Regions from separate parts of the Mus musculus genome. Here region 2 is linked to region 1. The links are chromatin loops, found by intact Hi-C in ENCODE. Cell type or tissue: gastrocnemius. All regions are shown on one strand. Each heading gives the region's core, and the rest is flanking DNA. Links, peaks and the distances in the headings are about the cores only.

The links. Hi-C counts contacts between places; a loop is a spot of excess contacts. Peaks named below come from ENCODE experiments on the same cell type or tissue, not always from the same donor. Only the 100,000 strongest peaks of a DNase experiment are listed, where the experiment ranks them.
Region 2: it touches region 1 in a loop (15-fold over the local background); 2 of 42 quality-filtered maps call a loop at or near these places.

What each region holds. Positions count from the first base shown.
Region 1 is chr1:60,847,970-60,857,891 of GRCm38, reverse strand. No RefSeq gene overlaps it. Among named protein-coding and RNA genes, the nearest start is that of Gm38137, 11 kb to the left of the region's middle. In gastrocnemius, for the core only: no CTCF peak of the experiment used is centred there; DNase peaks (open chromatin) are centred at 3,716 and 6,555; H3K27ac peaks cover 916 bases.
Region 2 is chr1:60,605,225-60,615,146 of GRCm38, reverse strand. Gm51626 (a long non-coding RNA gene) reads right to left here. Exons shown (of 2, transcript XR_003947834.1): 2 at 8,088-8,445. Among named protein-coding and RNA genes, the nearest start is that of Gm38388, 11 kb to the right of the region's middle. In gastrocnemius, for the core only: no CTCF peak of the experiment used is centred there; no DNase peak of the experiment used is centred there; H3K27ac peaks cover 2,953 bases.

The DNA of each region.
Region 1 (9,922 bases), core at 693-8,692:
GGAGATAAACAGACAGATGCCTTTGTGTTGTGGGGGTGATCGATCCTCCACCCCACAGCTCAGCTGACTTCCTCTTCCTCCTTGACCTTCACCTCTACTCTACCCTGCCAACGACTTCCTGGCGTGTCCACACCCAGGATCACGTCAGCTCCAGAGCAAGCTTCTTCAGCAAAATCTCACTATCTTACTACTCCACCCTCCTTCCAGGGAAGCTGTATTGCATGAGCATCCTTTCGAACATGTTGATAGGTATTATCGGCTATGGTTTATAACAAAAGAACAAGGGCATACACTGACAAGCTACCCAGGTGCTGGGAGCAGAACCCACAAGGCAGCACACAACTATCTATAACTTCTGTTCCAAGGGATTCAACGCCCTCTTCCGGCCTCTTGAGGTAACTGGCACACACGTGGTACCCAAGCATATGCCAGCACTTATGCATAGAAAATAAAAATAAATCTTAAAAAAAAAGAAAACCTCAGAAAATAATATTTGAAGGAACATGTTTCTGGGATGTGGTGGTATTTATCTATAATTCAACAATGGGAAAATAAAGACAGGAGGATCAGGGAACCAAGCTCATGCTTGGCTACAAAAAGACTCTGAGGCCAGCCTGGGCAACATGACAGTTTGTCTCAGAGGAAAAAAAAATTACTAAAGAATGTGTTAAATTGTGGTGTGTCTATAAAGTTGAACTTTGTGAAACAAGTTAAGGCTGAGACAAAGTTATATACAACAATACAAAAAGCTTCCGATTATACACTCATAGAAGAGCAAAATAAATGATTATGTATACATATGGGTATGTCTACAAATGCATAGACATGGATATATATACATGTAGATATACATACACTGAATATACACTTTATATGCTAACCATATCATATATATATATATATATATATATATATATATATATACAAACACACACACACACAAATAGCATACCTTTAATACCTATCTCTATAAAACACACACACACATGATTGCACACTCTATTATACCATCTTTGACAGAATATGTAAGAAACAACAACAGTAGAAGACAGAGAAGGATGGTAGAAAAGGAGAATTGCTTGTCAGTGTGTGCTCTTGTTCTCATGCTGTAAACCATATGCCAAAACTATCTATCAAGGTTTTCCGAATGCTCATTCAATACAGCTTCCCTGGCATATCACTCCCCATAACCAGCATCTTTCCACCTAAAGTACTTCTGTGGCCACCAGAGTCCACTGTACCTACATCTATGACACCTGACGTCATCAACCAATGGCTCCTGCAGAAGCAGGTGAGAACTGGCTCATAGTGGTGACAGTTGGGGGTGGGAGAGGTGTCCACACTGGTTCCCAGAGTTCCCCAGGAGAATTCTGCACATATACTCTTGGTTGGCTTCTTTGTCTCCTATCTTATTCCTCTCATTCTTTCTTTTAAAGTGTGTGTGTGTGTGTGTGTGTGTGTGTGTGTGTGTGTGTGTGTGTGTGTGTGCGCGCGCGTGTGTGTACAGAATCCAGGAGAAAGTGATTCCTCCTGTTGAAGCTGAAATTGCAGGCATTGCCATGAATACTGGAAACTCACTTTGGGTCCTCTGGAAGAGCAACAAGCACTTAACCACTGAACCCTCTCTAGCTCCACCCCCTCTCATCAGTGATTCTTTGAGGTCACCACCTATCAGACTCTAAAACTCTCAGGATGAACCTGAAAAAGCAAGTCATTCCAACTACACACCTTTTCCTTGTCTGGATTAGCTTGGCAGCCTCTGTTCTCCCATCGCAAACCTCCAACAGCCCATTGTCCCTAGAGACAGTCAGTCACTTAGCTCCAGTTGAGCCTCCCCAAATTCAGTGTTCACAGCAGCAAGCTTTTCAGTGCAGCTCAAAATGCCCATCCAGTCACTTCCACCTTCCCTCTTCTCCCCCTCTCCGTGGAGCAGCTTCTCCAAGTTGTCACCGTTGAGCTCCAGGACAGTGTCCTTCCTATCCGGCTCTGTCCTCCTAGTCACCATCCACTTCTCCAGAACAGAGCGGCTGCAAGCACAAGCTCCTGCCGATGTCTCCATCTGCATGGACCTACGAAATTCACAAATGTTTATTACCCTCGTAGATTCAGAGCTCTTCTTTGGGTTTCCCTTTGTGTCTAACATGAATCCCTCTGGATCCAGACACCTCAGATTCTGGGTTCACATCCTGGCTCTACCACTTTTTTATTTGTCTTCTGATTTTGAGCAATAGATTTTAATCTCATCTACAGAAAAAGACAGCATCAATACCTACTTTGCATGGCAGTTTAAAGAGTAAATTAAATAATGTGTGAAAGTTCATAGCCTAGAACCTAAAAAGTATCGTATGTGTTCAATAAGTGTTAGTTATTTTGTGCATTTCCCAATATATGTACATACGTATATATTCATATTAAAATTATATATTTAAATTTAATAATCCATATTATTTTAATGATATTATATAATAATGCATGATTAGCATATAAATTCATATATAATTAATTGTATTAGTCATATATAATTTTAATAAAATGTAAAGTATATGTTTAAATTTTATATACAAATAATATATTTTATACATTTCCAAATACATAAATATCTATTCTAAATGTTATGTTAATAAGTGTTGTATCTGTATATGTATAGTCGTATTCCTTTCTACTGGGTCTTATATTCTGTCTTCCTTTCTTATAATAGAAAACAAAAGGTCTCTCTCGCTCCTGGTTAACTTCTCCATCTGTATTTCTGTTTGTTTTTTGTTTTGTTTTGTTTTGTTTTGGTTTGTTTTGGTTTGGTTTGGTTTGGTTTGTTTGGTTTTGGTTTTTCAAGACAGGGTTTCTCTGTAGAGCCCTGGCTGTCCTGGAACTCATTTTGTAGACCAGGCTGGCCTCAGAAATCCACCTGCCTCTGCCTCCCAAGTGCTGGGATTAAAGGTGTGCGCCACCACGCCCGGTGTTCCATCTGTATTTCTAACCCAGCCACTAATTTGCCATTTAAAACGAATCTACAGAACTGAAGAGATGGCTCAGCGGTTAAGAGCACTGACTGCTCCTCCAGAGGTCCTGAGTTCAGTTCCCAGTAACCACATGGTGGCTCATGACCATCTGTAATGGGATCCGAGGCCTGAAGACAGCAACCCTGTACTCACATACATAAAATAAATAACTTTAAAACAAACAAACAAACAAACCTGTATTCTTTATCTTCATCCTTTCTTTTGCTATTAAGTCAGCATCAAATATACACAAATATTTCTCATTAAAAAAAAAATCAAAGGATTCTTCTACGCTGTCATCTAAAAAAGCTGATTTTCCTGGTCCTGGTTGCTTATTAGTCAACTCTGATCACCAAACCTAGACTTTCACTTTCTATCTAGACTTCATAATTGCCACATTGCTCTTATAAAAAGTATCTCCTACCAGATACTTTTGTGCAGTCCTTGACATTGTCAATTGTGACCTCTGATCATCTATTATTACATACTGAGCATTTATCATTAATTTTTTATTATGGACCTTTAAGGATGCAGATAAATAGTGATAAGGGCAGATAATAGTGATAAGGGTATGGACAGGAGGAAGGGAGGCCAACGCAGGTACACTCATGGACACTATGAGTAACTCAGCTTAGTCCCGTGACAACAGCTCGGTGGTGGCAGAAACCCACGTCAGCTGACTTAACCAAGTCTCATCTGTCATGACCTTTCCCAGCATTCCACCTGCCTCAAGCAACAGCAAGCCTGCTAGGGAAAACCTCTGATAGAAAACTGCAGATGCTTCCAGTGGGGTGCCATTGGTATCTATGATAACGGGATCTGTCAGGGACATTGGCAGATTCTGCTCCACAGACAAGGTTTTTTCCCCCTATGGAAATTTCAGAGGTGAATAATAAAAAGCAAGCATTATAATTGCAGACAGGGACAACACTATGAAGACAATACAGCCGTGGAGTATGGTTGCACTTGGCTGTGTTTGTGGGTTGAGCTGTGCCCCTCTCCCATTTATTGAGGTTCTAGTGTCCAAATCCTCCTTATAGAGGTAACCGGGTTAAAATGAACACATGGGCGTGAACCTTACTCCAGTGAGCCATAGCCTGATAGAGGAGGGGCTTTGGACAGAGGCACCCATAGAGGAATCCAACAGGATAAAAGGAGATGCCTGCCAACACGCAAGCCTGAGGACAGCCTGTAACAATCTCTAGCTCACAGAGGGAAACAAACCTTTGTCTCAGGTTTCTCTCCACCAGGAGATACTTAGTGTCTATTGTTTAAGCCACCTAGTGGGAGATACCTTATTAACAAAGGCTCTAGCAACTTAAACACTCTCTGCCAATTTGACCCCGTGGCTAGGGAAATCCCCTCTTTGGAGGCAGCTCTTAAGGTGAGGCCTCGTTGAAAAACAGTTCCGGTCCTGTGTAGGTCTGGGGCAGACCACTTTACATGGAGGAATAGCAGAGACAGTGCCATGGGAAGAATTTGGTATACTCAAAAAAATAGCAAGAGGGTCACTCCAGCTGGGTTTGGGGAGTGGGAGGGGGATGAGTTCAGGCTGAGGCTTGAGAGTCTGGCAGGAATGCTAAGCTGTGCTATGCCGTAGAAGCAAGCTAGGACTTAAGCAGAGCAGAGCAATGGTAGGGGTCGTCATGCTTTGTAAGTACTCTCCTCAGTGGCCAGTAAGTGTCCAGGTAAGGGGTAGGGGTCAGGATCAGAGGCAGAGGACCAGTGAAGAGACTACTTCCATTGTCCAGGGCAGAGACGTTAGGTTAACAGGTCAGAGGGACATCGAGGGTTCCAATGGAAAGAGAAAGAGGAGAGAACAAATTCAGGTATCATTAGGAATTGATAAGACTTGCTGAGGAGAGGAGATAGGAAGTCATCAGAGACAGCTGTTTGCTTAAGACACAGCTGGCAGGTGGTTAGTCACAGGGGGTGGGGAAGCCTGGAGCAAGACAAGGTTAAAGTCACAAAAGGAGACTTGCTTTTTTCTTTTTCCTTCCAGACTTCTTGCTAAACTGTTTCCTGTCTCCCTTCTCTCTATCCACAGGCATGTTGTCCTTTCATGATGCCTTTCTTACTGCTCGCCGCTCTCTCCGCTTGCTCCGTGTGTAATTTCATACATTCCCGGGACTCCACTTAGTACCACCTACAAGCCAATCACTGTGATCTATGGACACTTAACCCAAATCCTCTACAGAGTTCCAGAACCTCGTCCTCAACTGTCTTGTAGATTCCACACCTGGAAATTCAAGCTAAGAGTCCATTCTAGCCACACCCACCCTCGGGGCAACTTATTGCTGGAGCTCTGCTTCGAGGCTTCTCCATTCTTACTTCCTCATAGTTCTGCTCCATACTTCCCCCACACCCCTTGATTGTTTAGTAATGGCTATAAGAGAGGCCCCTGAGCACGGACTTAAAAGGGAACAGTGGATGGAGGATTGCAAACGGTGTTGATAGCGTAACCAAACGAGCCGGTCTCATCTTTGAGACATTATTCTTAGATTATGTGAAACATTGTGAGCTTATCTGAAGGGATTAATGGTTGGGTTGTTTCTTAATGGAAACACGTGTTCTAAAGGAAAGCAGAGCGTGTGGGAGGGGAACCCCTAAACACCAGGAGCTCCATATTTGCATACTACTGCTGCCCTTTGCTTGCCCTTTGTTTCTGGCTATCTCAGAGTGACAACTTTCCTCTTAAGTCACATGGCTGTAGAGTTAATATTGTCCTTGCACAGCTCACACAGCTGCTTCATTATAGTGGGCAGAAGGAGCTGATTATCATCAATAATGTTGGGGAAGAAATGGATGAATTTAGATAGAATACCTAATGAATATGACATAATAATCAAGAATCAGGTCAAGGGTTTAGTATTTGGATTCTATTAATATTACTCACTATGGTAACACAGCAAAAAAGGCACACAATTGAGAAAGATACCTAAAGCCATTCGAAAAAAAAAAAAAAACCAACATTGACTTTAGACCCTCTCATATTAAAAAGGCATGCAAAAAAAGGTTCACACATATCAGCTTTACTTTCCTTAATTTCTGCCTTGCTCAGCTAGTTATGTTTTCTGCATGTTCCTCATATACACGCTTATAACAAGAGAGGCTTCAAAAGCCCATGCTTTCAAACGTGATCTTTCCCCATTTTTAATAAAGGCTACAAAAATGCTTTTCAGCGATAACAAGCATGAAGGAACGGGGTCTGAAAAAGCTTCATTGTCTGAGGCCATTTAAAAGGCTTGTACTTGTTGCAGTATTTTCATTTGGTGAATATTACTAGTCATGGCCTTAATTTATTAATGTACAGTCTGGAATCAGAAATGCAATCTCCAATAATAACTGCGTGAAAGACCTTTCACTCTGGGGGCAGCGGCAAGCTCGGCAAGCCAGAGGCAAGCCAGAGGCAGTGACACAAAATGAATTCTGATCTATCTTTTTCTAAAGGAAATTGACAGCAGACATTCCTATCTCTTTCTAGCAACTCAAGCTGACTATAATTGGAACACAAAGGCCAGTCATTCAGCTCTCCCACCCCTGGCCTTTCCCGCAGCTTCCACACCACAGAATGAATGCTGGCAGCCCTGAATCATATTCAAGTCACTGGGAATGCTTTGCAGTCAGCAGAGCTTATATTTATGTCTACTTTCTTCATTGCAAGAGTGATTTGCTTGTGTTCCATGCTGGAAAGTCACAGGGCATTATTATTGAAAGGCCTCTGAGCAACCCTGTCTAGACCAGTGGCTTTCAGCCCTGACTGAACATTAGAATAACTATGGGCCTTTTTAAAGAGCTAATGATACCCGGGCTACACCCTCCAAGAGTCTAATTTAGTTGGTTTGGTAAGTGGCCTTGGCTTTCCTAGTTTTGAAAAGCACCCCCAAGTGATTCTAACATACAAATAGCCCCAGTTAGAAACTACCACTCTTTAGAGTAACCTTTTCATTAAATGAGCAAAAGCAGACTAGCCAAGAGGTGAGTGCAAATCTCAATGACTCCCAGGGAGTTCTCCTGCTAAGAAAGCTTTTCCAAGTCCTGTCAGTAAAGCAAAAGATGAGTTGTGGCCACTACTCAATGTTGCAGCCAAACATAGGGGCATCCTACTCTGGGAGAAAATAATTACTATTTTACTTACTAACATTAATTTAAAAATCAGACATATTTAAATCCATGAAGATTTAGATGTTAGCGTGCAGAAAATCAACATGATATGGTCCAAATACATTTTGCATGAAAAGATAAAAATTATCTCTGTTCATTGAAGATGTGTCCAGGGGCTATATGACTTTACTGCCCTCTGGAACATTAGTCAGTTTTATTTTTAAATTAGTAGATGTATCTCAGTATTCATTCTCTCTCCCTGCTTTTCCCTCCGTTCCTTTTCTCCCTACTTCTAATAGGTCATTTGCCTTCTCTTGTCTCACCTTTATAACTAACTTTAGCATCCTTCCAGTTACCTCATTAATGAGAAACAAAACATTGACTTGCTTCCCACATATTTATGTAAAAACTGTGAGTGTAAGATTATGAGAACTATGTTTTGACACTTGAAAAATGATGTAAATTTTATGAGGGCATTTTAAAATATTCAAAAAGCCTTAATTGGTCTATCCAGATGTAATTTACTGTTTGCCAAAAATATTATTCATCAACCACATTCAAAAACCATAACTGCAGAATTATCACTTCGGGCAAAGGCATGACAAAGACCTAGCTGGAAAACATAAAAATAAATGATATTTATACATCATATATATCAAGATATATGATGATTCGCTCGTCCTGGTGATCCCAGTGCTGGAGAACTGGAGGGCTGACCAGCTTAGCTACCATCCAGGCCCAGATCCAAAATCGACATCATCTGTGAATAGATGGAGCATGTGAAAGGGTCAGGACAACAACAGGATAACTGGGAGGAGTCCCAGTAAGGATCCAGTACTGATGGGTAGCAGAAGCCAGAGGCCTTGGACCAGACCAATGACTCATTGCAGTGACCATTTGCAAGTGAAGACATGTGGACAGAGGGGTATACTCTAGGACACACTGGGACACACTTTAGCTTTACAATGAGATGTTTTCTATGCTTTGTTTCATTTTTGTTTGGGGTTGTTTGTTTAGTTGGTTGGTTTTTATTTTATTTTGGGGTGAGTGGGCACAGTTGCAATGGGAGAGGGCAGAAACGAGGGAATGGGGAAATGAGTGGGACTGGGATGCATGATGTGAAACTCACAAAGGATCAATAAAAAGTTGGATGGAAAAAGATAAACGATGGTTGTTTGACACCATGAGAGTGAATCAAGTGATTTGAGCTCTTTAATTTGTCCCAGCCTTCTGTCCGAAATGTTTCTTCCAAGACACAGAGAGGAGGTCTCCTTGAGTTGAGGAGATGGAACAGGAATTATCAGACAAGAAGACAGAGTTCTCAGGCCAGACTATTAGAGAGGGCCCAGCTGCACAGACAACTGAAAGTATGAAGGAGTCTGGTTAAATCTCCAGCCAGTGTCTGAGTAGGATTCAGAGGGAGGACACCCACCTGAGGCTAATGTAGGGTTAGAGGAAGGAATGCTTCTTGCTCACATGGGTGGGAAGTGGCTCACGTCCCCATCTGCCAGAATGGAAAACCTCCTGTTCTCATAGCTCGATGAATACAGAATCTGTAGTGAGGGGAAAAAACTAGCCCCAAAGTAAATGCTGGTCTAAATTTAACTCACAAAGCTTTAATATGCAGTCTAGAAGCACCACACTGTTTCCAGAATTCTGCATACTAGAACCAACACTAAAATATTTATGAGAATACGAAAATAACCACCGGACAACAAGGAAAATTTTCCAACTGCTATCTAATCCAAGATTACTAAGTATTGTGGGGAGCCGTTGCAGAGTGGCAGTTACAGAGTGGCAGTTACAGAGTGGCAGTTGCAGAGTGGCAGTTGCAGAGTGGCAGTTGGCTATTGCTGGCCACCACACATATATAGGCAGTAAAGGTTCTTTTGCCAAGATGAGGTTTTGAGAATTGACCAAAGTTAACCAATCAGATGAGAGACAAGTTAACCAATCAGATGAGAGAGAACGCCTCTCCTAGGCCTATATAAGCAGCACCAGTTCTGGGCTTGGGTCTCTTTGCCTCTGCAATCAAGCTCTCCTAATAAACGTGTGCGGAAGGATCCTGTTGCAGCATCGTTCCTCCTGGCCAGTCGAGCGCGTGCAAGAAAGTATAAAGAAGTAGAAAAAAACATAACAACAAAACATTATCAAAGATGTTAGAATTGTAGACAAGAACAGTCATTCTTGTTATATTCCAAATGTTCAAGACCGTGAAAGGAACTGTAAACTTGTTAATGAACTATATTTAAAGTGACCCAACTAGAACTTCCTTTGATTAAGTGCCAGAAATTTATGATAAACAGTGGGTTATTGATAAATAAAATAGAATTAGTGAACTTGAAAGCACAGCAATATAACCGATCTCTAACGAAACCAGTATTGGGGGGCGGGGAAAGACAGACAGACAGACAGACAGAAAGACAGAGCACCTAAGACCTTCAAGTGGTTCAATACACACGTTATCGGAGAAACAAAACTCTTGAGGGGAAACAAGGGAGGGGGAGCAAAGAAATATTTCAAGAGACAGCTTAGATTATTTTCTTAATTTGATGAAAGTTATAAACCCACAGATCCCAAATACTCACTCAAGCCAAAGCATAGACAACGTAAGAAAGTTTTACTGAGGTCTGTAACCAAACTATCTACACCCAAGAACTGGTCGAAGCCCTCAGAGGAAGAGATCATGAAGGTGCTCTGCCCCCCTGAGACTGAGGAATGCCCCAGCTCTTCCAGCCCTTCACATGCCCCTGGCTACAGGGGTGCCGCTGGGGTCTGTAAGCCTAGAGAACATTTCCTCACCTCCCAAGCTGAACTCAAAA
Region 2 (9,922 bases), core at 1,197-9,196, 240 kb after region 1:
ACTAGATCATTCCATTGTGGAACAGGAATGTCTGACTCAGCATTTCTTGGCTGCTTCCTCCAGTCAGTAGGGAAGAGTAAATGGTGGTAGGAAGCCATGATCCAGCTAAGACCAAAAACTAAACACCTTCTGCTGAGAGGAGTGGGCATTAGAAAAGACTAGCAAGGTAGGTAGGGCATAGCATCAGGAGAGTAAAATAGTAGGCTGGTGTGGTGGCAGAACCAGTGGAAGAATACAGAAGAACTCTAGAGCACGTACTATATAGAAACCTAGACAGCAAGATCTGATGACTGCCGGGCTAGTGGCTGCAATCCTTGTGGACAAGGGCAGCTTGGTAACCAAGGCAAGACTTCTCTTCCAGAACTGAAGACTCGTCCAGAAATGAAAGCAGAGACTAAGGGTAGCAAAATAGGCCCAGGTACTACCCTAGAGACACAGGTTTGAGTTTGGGTCAAGGGAACAGTAAGGGGTTCATTGCTGGGAATGCAGTGCAAAATTAGAACTGGCTTACACTAACACTGCACTGAGGCTGAACAGCCAAACTGGCTGCACTCACTTCCTTTATATCTTCTTAAGCAGAAAGACATCCCCAAATCTAGAACAAAGTTAAATGGACGCAAAGCTTTAATCTTGCTGATAGGACTATGTGTTCCTATAATTCCCTATGATATATCTTATTATAGTCACTTACTCATTAATTTAACCAATATATAAATTTATATAAGTATATAAATTTAACCTTGCTGTGTTTCAGGCATTGTCCATATCCCTAAATATCAATACTTACAATGATCCTATGAGGTTGGCACAATGACAATCACCACTTTACAAATAAGTACACTGTGTCCAGAGCCTTTAAATAACTTATCCATGTCACACAGCTGGCAAGGGACAAGCCAGAACATGAATCCAAACATTCAGACTCAAAGTTCCTATTTCTAAATACTGCCCACCATGTCACTGCCTTTATTGTGCTTTATCTGTATTTCTGTTCCTCCCTAGAGTCAAAGACTTGAGTCATCTTTGAATGCCCAGGGCCAAGTGCAATACCTAACACGTAGAGAACATCAATATAATAAATGCCCAACATGTTAATGAGTGTGTGCCTGCCATAATGAATATACAAATAGCAGGGCTACAGGGTCCATCAGAGAAGCAACAAGGGAATACTGGATTTGGGTAGCAAGGTCTGATTGACAGTACAACAAAAAGCACTCAATACTCAAGGCAAGGAGCACCTGTGTGGTGATTTGAATAAGATGCCCCCCCCCAGGCTCATATGTTTAATTGTTTAAGGAGTGACACTCTTGCAAAAGATTAAGAGGTATGACATTGTTGGAGTGGGTGTAGCCTTGTTGGAGGAAGTGTGTCACTGGGGGTGGGCTTTGAGATTTTTAGAAGCCCAAGTCAGGCCCATAGGTTCTCACTCTTCCTGCTGCCTGTAGATCCAGATGTAGAAATGTCAGCTTCTCCAGCACTATGTCTGCCTGTATACTGCCACACTCCCTGCCATGGGAATAACAGATGAAACCCTCTGAAATTGTAAGCCAGCCCCCAGTTTCATATTTTTCTTTCTCAGAGTTGCTGTGGTCATGGTATTTCTTCACAGCAACAGAACACTGACTAAGACATCCTGGTAGAACTGCAAAAGGAGGTGCTAGGCTATGGCTCATAGCAGGAGCTGTGGGTGAGTAACTTTAAAAAGTAGCTAAGGTCAGAGGGGACTGAGACACAGGAAATATTTGTACAATGAATGCTCTGCTACTTATAAATGTCCCATACCCCACATCCCACTTGCTCCATGGCATTTTATGTCCTGCCTCTCAGCTGAGAGAATATATAGACTTAGTTGCACATGGAAAGTGCCTATTCTCCAGACCATTGACAACCATTCTACATGATTGGCACACACCCATCTCTGGATAAGAGTCAGCTATAATAAGCACAGCTCATATTCAAAACATTCAAAGGACAGAGTGTTAGTAAGCCCAGACCTGATCTCCCTTATAGCATGCAACCAGAAAAGTCATTTCTGAGAAAAACTTTCATAAATGTTTGAACATTTGATGGTCCCTCTGTTGTATTGTGTACAAATATGGATGAACCTAGGAATTGAGATGGACAGATAACCCATCCCCGAGTTTATCACTGTCTTGCAAGTCCTTCTCCAACCAGAAGTTTAGTAATAGGTGGCATTGTCTGTAATTTCAAGAGAAGGAGAAAAAAATGGCTACTATGGATTGAACTTAGCTGTGGATCTTATTCAAAGTACCTTGTACTCATTCCCTAATTGAACATCACAGTAGCTTCTATTTTATAGAACCAGAGAACATAATGAACTTGGACGATCTGTCCAAGATCACTTGCCAAATAATTAGTAGAGGCTGGGTTCAAAGTCAAATCAGTTCGTCTCCAGAGCCTGTGCTGGGAACCACAGCACTAAATAGATCATCAGCTCTTGAGTATAGCAAATGCTACCATGACTGGAATGCAAAACTGACTTAGGAAACTGGCTCGTTTTAGACACACATTCAAAACCCATGCACTGTGTACAGGTTCCAGACCGAGTGAAATCAACTTGACTGCTTGTCTTCTTGTAATAGGTATGAAAGAATCTAAACCTCTCAAAGGGATTCCACAGAGGCATCGAAGAGTCTCCTGATAAGCCTCCTCTAATCAGAGATGTGGGAAAATAGAATCCAAGTCACAGTCTACCCAAGGTAACCATGCTAATGGTTGGTGCAAACGATAATTTTTTTTCCAAGCCATGACTACTGAGCCTGCTGCTCCTGCACACTTTCTTCTGGCCAAACTTATTGTAGTTAGAGAATGCCTCAACAGGACCAGGGTCCTCTGGCATCCAATTTCTACCTTGGCAAGAGCCCAGCCTAAGAAGGCGCTCTTTGGCTCATAAGGACCAAGCCCATCCAAAGCAAACAGTTCCCATCACTGTTTACAACAGAACAAACTTCTTCCTTTAAACAGGGCGAATGTGGAAAATCACTCTGCCAGGCATTGCTTGTTATTTTAGCTTCTGAAGCTCAGAGAGGAGCCCCACCCAGCCAAGAGATCTAGTGCTCCTCCAATGGACAAAGCATAGATTGGGAAACACACCAAATGTCCAATCAGTGTGTGTGAGGCAGCGTTGGTTTCTCTGAAAGCACATCACTGTCTTAACTACTAAAGTGATCTCCACCCAAACAGCCCATTTTAGCTCAACTTGAAAGTTCTCCCCACTTTTCCAACGCTACCCAGAAGAATTACATAATTTGCTGGTGTTCTTCTCACCTGGCATTAGCAAGGAAGAGCTTAGTTAAGTTGTCTGCCTCTCATTCACTTTCACTGTTGCATCACTCTAGACTCCTAATTAAAAGTAATGATTATCACATTATTAGTGAAATGCTTGTAGACAATCAATAGTGCCTGCTAAGTTTCGAAAAACAGGGCTGGAGAGGTGGCTCAGAGGTTAAGAGCATTGTCTTGCAGGGACCTGGGCTCAATTTCCAGCATCCACATGACAACTCATAATCATCTGCACCTCCAGTTAGAGGGGATGCAACACCCTCTTCTGGACTCTGTGTGCATTCATGTACACATGGATTCAAATGCACATGCATTCACATACACATGGATTACATTCATGCAAACACATTTAAAAGGGACAGAGAAGGAAGGAGGGACGGACAGAGAACACCCTCAGGAGGTGTAGTGGGGAGAACTGAGACTTGACAGACCCATGTCTGAAATTCAGTGAGTCATGGTAAGGCCACCGGATGACACACCCAATAGTTGGCAGTTATATGAAATCGAAGAAGGTAAATATAAGAGAAAAGACATACATGATTTGGATATGGATCTTAGTTGTTTTCTTTATCCTCCATTTCTAGTTCTCAAGTGCCAGGCATCTTTGACTGACACGTAACAGAATATTCACTGCTTCAAACTAGAAAATGACTAGGCCAACTAAAATATCAGTGTTAAGTGTACTGGGAATAGCAGTACTTATTTATATGGAAGCTGTTCTAGAAATGGAAACAGCACAAGAGAAAGAGTACTATCCCCATCCCTACCCTACTGAAGGGAGTGGTGGGCCTCAGGGTGGAACAGTAAGCTTGAGAGCTTATTTCTGAGTAAAATACAGTGAAGTATTCAAATGCCTTACAGGGGTTAATCTGGGGTTGTCCAAGCTCCTGGCGGCTGACACTCATGGGCATTCCTGGCTCTGCCATTCTTGCTTACAATGGAGCATGAGAAGGCTCTCTGACAGCATCTGCTTCTCTTTGCCCTGAAGTGAAAGGCAGAGAGTCGATGTCAGCTCTACTGTCAGAGTTCCTGACGTGCTGGCATGTGCTACACAGGGCTCCAGAGAGCTCTGCTCCCACAGACTGACTTTTATATCCTAACCCCAGGAATCCGTGTGTTGTGCATGAAGTTACAGCCTATCTGCTCTGTCAGTCCAGGAAGCAAACAGCACCAACACCAGGCACCAGAGCCATCAATCTGTTTATCATTCCCAAAAGCATTCAGACAACAAATATGGGTATCTTTGTGTACTCCCTTTTTAAATAAGGATTGCTTGAAATGTGAAAAATGTATTTAAATCATTGTCTGGGTTTTTTTTAATGGCTAAGATTAAATTTAATGAGATTCGAGAGATTTCCTTAAAGAGGATGTTCCCTGCTGGCTAGTTTTCATTGTACAGTAAGATGCTATGAAGGCTTCTAGGGGAGAAAAGTCCGCAGCTGAGTCACTTGCCTGTGAACCCTGCAAGCTACAACCACACTGTTGTGCAAACTGTACCCGTGGGGCAATGGTGGTATGACTGTTGTATGAGAAACCAACCACTTTCTGATTAGATTTGAGCCTCATCTAATGCTTAGGAGGGCATTCATACCTAGAATTGTAAATCTGGTCAAAAGCCCATGGCTGGGAAGACCACAGGCCCTGGGGATAGGAGGAAGGGATCTACTACTGTTGTTTTGATAGCGGGCATGTTATCAAACTACCTCCTGAATATTTATACTTATAGAGAAGAGCTTTTCTCAGCCTTGAGCAAGCAGCATCCCTCTGCTCAAGGCGCTGTGAATAAGTGTCTGAGAACTTAGCACTAAACAGAACTTCTACATCACCTTTTTCAAGGCTCAGGGAGGAAGTAGAAAGAATGTTAGGAGCTCGAGGATGCAGGTGGATGCTGTGAAATGCCGTCGTCTGGACATGATACGGCCACTGCACTCGGGGACTTCCAACAACTATAGTCTAACACAAGGTTACTTTTAAACCAGACTTCAAATGTACATGCTCTGAGTCTCTAATACACTGATTAATATTACTGAGCAGGTTTTTATTTTGTTTTATTAAAATACATAATGCCTACCTCAATTCATCTTTAATGTTGTTGAATTAAGCATGTCGACTGTATCAAACCAGTGCCACAAACTTCAGGCTGAGTCAGTTATGTTTGCTTTCTGTTTATTTATAAACCCCGCCTCCTGCCAGAGAGGGCCTGAAGTTGCTGTTACAGTTGGTCACATGAGTCCTTCAACCTCCAAGTCTGCAAAAACCAGTATTTCTGGTTCCGTACTGCCTGTGGAACCTTACAAGTACTGATTCATAGCAACCTGAGACCTGTGCAGACTGGCTCCAAAAACCCTCACTAGCAGATAAGGGAATTACTTATTTCACTAGCCAAGAGGGGAACCAGCCAATGTTCTGAATCCTGTAGACCCTGTGTCTTTGATATCAGTGCAGGGCAAGCAATCACTTCTACCACCACCCCTAAGTGTACCAGGCAAAAAAATATACTCACCTTGAGAGCAAACGCCTCAAAGGCACCATGTCCTTGTCTGTGACTGTCAACTGTCAACACAACCAACATTATCGCTCTTCTGCCAGCTCAGGGACGTCTGGGTTCTGTCATCACTGGCTTTCTTCTCATCAAGACAACTTTCTAAAGGAAGGCTTTCCACTCACATGTTGCCACGGCTTATTGGGAGCCAGGGATTTTCCAGGAAGTCCCTGCTAAGGGGCTGGCTGGACAGTCAGTGTTTGATAACTCAGAGACACAATGTTCCTTTGGGCTCTGAACCTGTGACCTGTCATCTAGCCTCAAACAGTCCTTAGGTAAGAGCTTTCGGAGAAGAAACTTCCTGATTCTACAGAATCTAGGGTTTGTGATCCAAGGGGCAATTTTCTCTTTTAAGCTTGAGTTGAATTAATACTATTTGTAGTATGGCCCTCCAGGCCTGGCTTTTGCTGTTTGTTTGTTTGTTTTTAATGCATCCTTGTTTACTAAAAGAATATAAAAGATATCTTAATTCATTCCTAAACATTTTATGGTTTGTTTTGTTTTGTTTTGTTTTGTTTTGTTTTGTTTTGTTTTGTTTTGTTTTGTTTTGTTTCAGAGACAGGGTTTCCCCATGTAGCCCTGGCTGCCCTGAAACTCGATCCGTAGAACAGGCTGGCCTTGAATTTAGAGATCTGCCTGCCTCTGCCTCCCGAGTGCTAGGATTAAAGGCAAGTACCACCACGGCTGGGCTCTGGTTTCTAATTAAAGCTAATCCTGACTTTCTCCCACCCTCCTGTAAAAATCTTATGGGTATAAAGTTAAGAACAGTTTGTCCTGCAGTGGTTCAACTTGAAGATTCACATTAAAATTCTCCAGACCCCTTTCTTCAATCAGCCTTTCTTCCTGAGATACATTACTATTCCTGATGAAGGGAGTAGGCAGTATTGGCCCTCCCCTCGTTACTGTTGAGGAATTTCACTCTGGGATCTCTTGCCTCTGCACTTCTTCAGATTTGACTGACAGCTTTTCCTCAATAGCAGAGTGGCTTCAAGACTTACAGAAAAAACTTTTCCTCTCAAAAGACTATTTTTCCTCTCCCTGTATCAGAAAGTCCTTCACCAAAGCAACTCTACATTATACACCCAGCATATTATCTAACATATAGCAATATCAGTAACTTCTAAATGAATGGTTGGATGAGAACCTTTACGAATGAAAAATGTTTCCTCTCTTCCATCCTCCTCTTTTAATTCCAATCTCCTGGGTACTCTTTCATTCACTCTAAATTGTTAATTCACTCAGTGGGTCTTTCTCAGAAAGCTTGTCAAGTTGAAAGGAAGGAGACTTTCCAAGTACAAATCAAAACATCCTATCATAACCCTCACAGCCTTAATATTGATTGGCAACTGGACTGCATCTAGATTCACCTAGGGTAAAGCTTCCAGGCACACCTATAAGGGGTTATCCAGTTTAGATGATTTAGGAAGAGGCATCTTAACCTGTTCAAAGTACCAAGCCCATGAGCTGGGGTCCTGAACTGAAACAAAAAAGGCCAAGCACTAACATTCATCTCCCCAAGTCCTGCCTGTGGTACAATATGGCCAGTCACCTCGTGTTCCTGTCACCACGCTGTCCTTCCACATACCTTTAAAATCTGAGCCAAAGTAAACCCCCTCCTTCCCTAAATGGCTTTTGTCAGGGATTTTGTTCCAACAAGACACATGACTAACACGAGTGTTAACTCCACACTCAACACTACTTTCAATGCGTAAACGTAAGCACCTGATTGTCTCTGGTGTTTCCACTGCTAGTTCTTTCAGAGCTGTCAGGACTCTCACAGAGAACAGGGATTTCTGGTTGCTCAGTCTTTATGAGCACACAGAATTTGAAAAAGGGGGCCATCACAGTAGATGGCCAAGATGAAATTAACTCAATGGTATTTTTGTAGACATTTTGTCTCATAGTGCTTTGTTTTTTTGTTTGTTTGTCCGTTTGTTTTGTTGGATTTTGGTCTTACTGGTCTTTTGCTTGCATATCATGGCTTCGGATTTTATGTTTTTATGGTGTGTGTGTGTGTGTGTGTGTGTGTGTGTGTGTGTGTGTGTGTGTTGACAATGTCAAAGATAGTGGTACAAATCAGCCTGGGCCATACTGAAGGACAGCTCTTTGTAGTAGTCATCTTCCTACAGAAGATGAAACAAGAGGATTAGGAATCCAGGATGGGCTACACTGAGGGATCTTATCTCAATTAGAAAAAGAAAGAAAGAAAAAGAAATTTTAAAAAATGAGATGACATAAAAAATATATTTACTTAATATCTTTATTTTACCAACAAGGAAAATAGTGCCTGAAAAAAAAGAAGATAGCATTTGCAATGGTACTGGAAATTTTTCATAACAAAATCACATATTCTTTCTGCTTCTTTATTCCTATCCAAAAGATCTGTTTATCCATGCCTCAAAAATCAAATGGGAGCAATTGAGAAATAAAAGATGTCCTCCTTGCAACCTCTTCCTTTCCATAATTATCAGCAGTTAATCCTACTGAAGAAAGCAAATGGAGATGTTTGCCATCGAGTCATGTGACCTTCGTCTCATTACTGCTTCTTCAACCACGCAAGACACCACCAGCAGAAAGGTCTGTTGTCCAAAAATCGGTCCCTAAGACAAGAGGAGCAATCAGACAGATTACTAACCAACCGGAATGGTTTCGCAGGAAGCCATTGGATCTAGAGACTTCTCTGTTGCCATTTGGGATTGAGCCTAGACATCAAGATCCACTCCTGTACCCAGTGATAGGCAGTTTCTATTCACTGTATTAACAAGTGTGAATAACAAGTGTGAAGACCAGGCACTCCATTATCTCAAGGAGAGTTTGCATAATTATGTGTGCTGACGCCTCAGATAGCCTTGCCAAGTGGTATTAGTGAGTTAGCTCCCTGACATTAAGGGGCCCAGTAGTTGACCTAACATAAAAATATCTGACCTTGGGGTCATTTGTCTTATAAATGTCAGTGAATTTTAAATAATTAATCCAGCTTTTACATCTACTGAGATGCTCCCTCACCCATCACCTTCTAACTACTGAACTTTGCTTGTTCCTCTATCTTTATCCTCTCAGAGCACTCAACTATAACCCTCAGCAGCTTAGCTTCTGTCTGAAACCCTGTAGAAATCGCCTCACACTGTGCCCTCCAGGCTTTTCTATATACATAGGCCATTCCTTCAGGGTCTAACATTACTTCCTCTACTCTATCCTGTCCTCTGAAATTGGGTTGTCCCTAAATGTGTGAGTGCAGAGTAGACATGTGTGTAGGGGTCAGGACAACCTCAGGTGTTAGCCCTCGCCCTCCACTTGGTTTGAGCAGGATCTCTCTCTCTCTTTCTCTCTCTCTCTCTCTCTCTCTCTCTCACTTCAGGCTGCCTGGCTCACAAGCTTCCAGCAGCTCTCCCGACTCAGCCTCCCTTAGCAGCACACTGGGATCACAAATGTGCACTACTGTATCCAGCTTTTACATGATCCTGGGGTTCCTAAGCCAGGTCACTCAGGACATCTCACAGTCAGGAAGCCCTTTACACCGAGTCTTCTCCCCAGCCCCTCTCCGTAGTTTTTCTTGGTCCACAACTTCTACTATTAAACCTGCATGTGCAGCCACATCACTGGACTCAAATTTCCCCTAGACAGGTCTCCACCCACCTCTAGGATATCTAGGATATTAAATACCCATCGTATCTAACTTCTTACCCAAATGGCACATACATAGACAAGCTTCCTATTCCTCCTGACTTTGAGATTTCCACTAATGGGGCCATCATTTTCTCAGCACCCCAAATTCTGAAGATCCAACCCTAATTCTTCCATTCTACTTTTCATGGACAGATTTCTGTCTCAAGCCACCCTCTTCTCTAGTGTGCATCCATTCATATGTGGTCCCCTTTTACAAGCTAGTCTATCGTACATGCAATTTCTGTTCCTTGCTAGAACTCAGCCCCTTGTGAAAAAAACCTGCTTCAATCAAAATAGTCCGCCTGGCAGCCCCAGCATAACAGTGAGTATAAAGCAAAGACTATTAGTCATATGTGATTGATACATGCCAATAATCCCAGCACTCTTGAGTTCTGAGATAGGTGGAAGGTA